Regions from separate parts of the Homo sapiens genome. Here region 1 is linked to region 2. A link is an interaction called in ENCODE POLR2A ChIA-PET data of the cell type or tissue named here. Cell type or tissue: PC-9. All regions are shown on one strand.

Evidence for each region. ChIA-PET counts read pairs that join two places held together with the same protein. Peaks named below come from ENCODE experiments on the same cell type or tissue, not always from the same donor. Only the 100,000 strongest peaks of a DNase experiment are listed, where the experiment ranks them.
Region 1: POLR2A ChIA-PET joins it to region 2 with 9 read pairs; 2 of 35 experiments call an interaction of 5 or more read pairs at or near these places.

The regions. Positions count from the first base shown.
Region 1 is chr14:64,810,749-64,813,248 of GRCh38, forward strand. All of the region lies in intron 2 of SPTB (spectrin beta, erythrocytic), which reads right to left. Among named protein-coding and RNA genes, the nearest start is that of MIR7855, 26 kb to the left of the region's middle. In PC-9, no CTCF peak of the experiment used is centred here; a DNase peak (open chromatin) is centred at 1,103.
Region 2 is chr14:64,719,303-64,721,802 of GRCh38, forward strand. All of the region lies in intron 1 of PLEKHG3 (pleckstrin homology and RhoGEF domain containing G3), which reads left to right. Among named protein-coding and RNA genes, the nearest start is that of PLEKHG3, 16 kb to the left of the region's middle. In PC-9, no CTCF peak of the experiment used is centred here; a DNase peak (open chromatin) is centred at 1,089; H3K4me3 peaks cover 544 bases; H3K27ac peaks cover 2,131 bases.

The DNA.
Region 1 (2,500 bases), 91 kb after region 2:
AGGGCTTTCAAAATATGACACAAAATCCAAAAGCTATAAAATAAAAAATTGAAAGTTCAACTACATTAAAATAATGTTTGTGTTGGACCAGGCATTGTGGCTCACACCTATAATCCCAGAGCTTTGGGAGGCCAAGGTAGGAGGATCACTTGAGGCCAGGAGTTTGAGACTAGCCTGGCAATATAACAAGGTTGCATCTCTACAAAAAAATTTAAAAATTAGAGGGGTGTGGTGGCATGCACCTGTAATCCTAGCTATTCAGGAGGCTGAGGTAGGAGGATCACTTGAGCTCAGTTTGAGGCTGTCGTGAGCTATGATTGTGCCACCGCACTCCAGCCTGGGTGAAAGATTGAGACCCACCTCGAAAAAAAAAAGTTTATATTGGATAAAACACCATAAGCAAAGTCAAACAAATGAGCAAAAATATATCTAACATACATTATAAAGGGCTAATTTACTTAATATACAAAAAGCACCTACATATTAACAAGGAAAAAGACCAGTAATGTGAACAAAGAGTTAACAGAAAAAATTATAAGCATCTCTTAAATGTATAAAAAATTGTACAAGTCACTCATAATAGAAGTCCAAATTAAAAGCCCACGTGCATGCACACACGCACATGCAAACACACAATCTAATAATGGTCCTTAATTTGTTTGAACAAACTAATCATAAAGACATTTTTAAGACAACTTGGAAAATCTGAATATCAAGTGTATATTAGGTTATATTTTTAGGGAATTACTGTTAATTTTATTAGGTGTAATAATGGTATCATGGTTAGGTGGAAAATGTTCATGTTTTTCAGAGATACATACTAGAGTAATTAGGGGGAAAGTATGATGATCTTTAATTTACTTTAACAATGCTTCAACCCCCAACATAGATCAGCAAATATAACAAAATATCAACAATTGTTAAATTTAGGTGATAATGTAATGACCCTATTATACTTTTGTCTCTACTTTTTTACCAGTTTGTAATTTTCCATAATAAAAGCCAAAAAGTAAAATGAAAGTACACAAACATACTATGTTTCACTTATCAGTTGGGCAAAGATCAAGAAGTCTGATAAAATGCTTGTGTTGGCAAGGATGTGGGGAAAAAACATTCATGTATTGCTGGAAAGGGTATAACTGGCTCAACCTCTACGAAAGGCAATTTGGCAAGACCCATCAGAATTACAAATGCACATGCTTTTGGACCCAGTAATTCCACTTCTAGGAATTTATCCTACAGATCTATTCATACACTGGTAAAAAAAAATCATTGCATTTTTAAATTTTAAAATCTTTTGATTATTTTTTAATTAAAAAAAATTTGAGTAGCTGGGATTACAGGCATGTGCCAACACACCCAGCTAATTTTTGTATTTTTAGTAGAGACAGTGTTTCACAATGTTGGCCAGGCTGGTCTCAAACTCCTCACCTCAGGTGATCTGCCTGCCTCGGCCTCCCAAGGTGCTGGGATTACAGGCGTGAGCCAACGCGCCCAGCCTAAAGAAAATATTAACATGTTTTTATTTTCTTCCTTTTTCCAAGATAGCCTAATTCCTTTCATGTGCTTTCCTGCCTTAGGGATTTTTCACCAGGCCAAAATCATAAGCATCTTTAACCACCTGAGCCCATAAGAGAAGTGAAAAGGAGAGAGCAAGGCTGATGGCAGGAGCATTGGCCCCTGGATGCAAAAGGGGAGTGAGGTCTGTAAGGAGCAAGGAACGCTCTACCTCCTCGACACCCACACAGCTACTTCTGAGGTTCTGCCCTCTGAATACTCCCTATGGGGGTTTAAAGCATAAATGCCTCCCCACAGGGTCACGGCGCAGTCTCTTTCTTGTGTTACTCCTTCTCCAGGCTTCTCCGTGGCTCCTCCCTCCTCCCTTCTCGGTGAGCAGCACACCAGCTGCCAGCCCCACCCACTGCAGCACCTGCTTCACCTCCTGACGTCACGGGCATCTGGGAAGTTCACCATCAAAAGTCCCTAGTGGGGCTGTTTTAAAAATAGGAGCTGTCCTTAAACCAAACTGTAAAGTTGAAGTATCTTATCTTTGGAAGCTTCATCTCCCATTTCTGGGTCCACCTATTTATTGCTTCCATGGCTTTCTATTACATTCCTTGAGGGCTTTGTGCCTCTCCCTCCTTTTCTGTTAAAAAAATTTGCTTTCAACAATAGAAAATAGCAACTTAAATAATCAAAAACAAGGGATGATTTAATATTTTGGTATATTAATGAGGATACTATTAAGGTTGTTGAATAAATTTCAATGACAGGAAAGGATATTGTAATGCATTTTGGGGGAAAATTCAGATTTTCAAACCTATATCCTAATGCTGGGTGTTGTTATAGCTGGATGGTAAGATTGTGGGTAATTTTTTCTTCTTTTTTGCTTTTCTCTGTTTTCTAAAATATTTGCAGTGGGCATATATTGGTTTTATAATATGAAACAACAGATGTCATAAAGAAAAATAGGATATGAAGTTCATAAACCCTGGGGACT
Region 2 (2,500 bases):
GCTTGCAGAACAAATAAGTGATTTATCCGTTATCATCATCACCACCACCACCATTCTCGGTGGGCTTACTGTGTGTCAGATGTACGGGTTACTTACTTGTGTCATCTCAACCTTGGAGACAACCCAGTCAGGTTGGCAGTATTACTGTGCCTATTTTCCTCATGAGGAACTTGATGCTTGGTGAGGTGAAGTGACTTGCCCAAGGCCACATACAGCCAGGAAAAGTGGAGGGCCTGGAAGTCAAATGGGGTCTGCCTGACTCCACAGCCTGTGGATGAGTTTACTGCATTTGACCTCTGTGGGCTCTACTGCATCTGTGCATATTCTCTTTTCTGCCGAGGAAGCAGAGGGACCCAGTGGGGGCCCCTCCACACCCACTTGGTTCCCACCGAGATTCTCCAGTGCCTTTGAACCTGAGGCAGTAGTAAAATGCAGCTTCCTCCTACCCACCCACCCCGCTCCAGCCTAGAGGCCTCAAAACAAGCAGCCCCTGAAATGGGGATGAGGCCGGAAAGATGGCGAATTTGCAGGGCTGGGTTCTTGAACTTTGCTGGTAAGTAGCAGCGGTCCTGTGAACCTTTTTGACCTCAAGATGAGAGAGGTGGGGCCTCTGGGAACTTTGGATCTGTCTGTGATTTCCAGGGGGTAATTTCTAGTAACACCTTTTAGGGCTTTCTTTGGCTCTTCCGGTTTTGGGGCACATTGCATAGTGACAAGTTGTGCTGGCAGCCAAGTTACCTCTACACTGGCTGTGAACAAGAGCAATTTATAATAAACAATACTTGCCCCCATTTGGCTTTAGCATATGTTTACATGAAACTTCCTGGCAGATTGCTTTTCCTGGGACATTTGCAGGGAGACCAGATCATCACAGCCCCTTTTCTAAACTTGGCTACTTTCCCCTTCCTCCCAGTCTCTTGTGGCTGGTCACCTAGTATGTAGCCCAGCGGGGCAGCTATGCCGTGCTCTAGCTCCCTGTCTGGGGCCAAGTAGGATGGGACTACCGGGGTGAATGAGCAGTCATCAATCCTGGCGCTTCTTGGTTGATCGGAAACTTGCTGGCAGTGACTAATGTGGAGACTCATTAGGCTAGGAGGAACTGGCTTTGGTCTTGACCTCACCCACTGTTTACCTTTCTCTTGACTGTGTGAGTGGTGAGCTCATCCCGGCGCCATCTCAGAGTCCTTCCAGCAGGCATTTATTGAACACCTAATGTGCCTTGCTCTCTGGGGCTGAAGGGAAGGTATGGGAAAGAAGGCCCAGCCCACTGGGTTTTACTGTATTGTCCAGAAGAGATGCATGTACATATCAAGCCCCAAGACCAATGCTTTAAGTGATAGGGTGTTTCGAGTTCAGAGGAGTATATTACTTCCCTATTGCCACTGTAACAAATTCTGCAATCTTAGTGGCTTAAATCAACACACATTTGTTGTCTTAAAGTTCTGGAGGTAAGAAGTCAGACTGGGTTTGCATGGCTGGGTTCCTTCTGCAGGATCCAGGGCAGAATTTGTTTCCTTGCTCTTCCTAGCTTCCCAGGCTGCCTGTATCCTTGGCTTGTGGCCCCTTCCTCCATCTTCAAAGCCAGCAGTGTAGCATCTTCCAGTTCCCTTCTCTCTGTCCCTCTGCTTTTATTGTCAAACTTCTGTCTGACTCTGACTCCTGCCGGATTCCTCTTACGAGGAGCCTTATGATCACATCAGGCCCACCGGGCTAATCCAGGATAATCTTCCATCTTAAAATCCTTGATTTGATCACATCTGCCTTCTATGTGTCCCTTTTGCCATATAAGGTGACATTCATAGGTTGAGGGTCAGGCTGTAGATATCCTTGGGTGGGGGCATTATTCAGCTTACACTAGTGTGTATGTTGGGAAATGGTTGAGGAGGCCTTTCTCTGAAGGAGATGATTGCTAAATGTGTATAGGCAGAGGGTCTGGGGACACATTCCAGGTTTGGGAGACAACATGGGCACATGTTGGGTAGGTGGGGACAGGGGGGTGTAGATGAACAGCCCTCCCTCTGAGCTAGGTGCCTGGCTTTCCTTTCCTTCCAAGGTCAGGCCGAGGGAACTTTCTGGACTTCAGTTGCAGGCCCAGGCTTTCTCCTGGAGTCCATGTGGGAGGGCTCCCCTGGCAACACAATCCTTTTCCTTCCTGGCAGCTGTGGTCCTGCTGCAAGGGACCCAGCCAGACTACATGGGCCCTGCTGCTCTTAGGTGGTGGGAAAATGCATTCCTGAGGGAAAATGAATTTGAACCAGCTGGGCTGGGTTTGGGTGGCCCAGAAACCTTGGTCACACTGTTGGCACAGCCTCTGCAGGCAGTCACGTTGCTCACATGCACACAAAGTCACTCCCCGGGGAGCCTTCTCTCGCGCTTTATTACGGTGCTCAGGGCTGCTGAATCTCCAGGAGGGATGGGAGGGGTCAGAGTGAGGAAACTGCTGGGAAAGGGGGCAAGGGTCCCCTAGGAGGGGGTCCTCCCCTCCCCCAGGAGAGCCCCT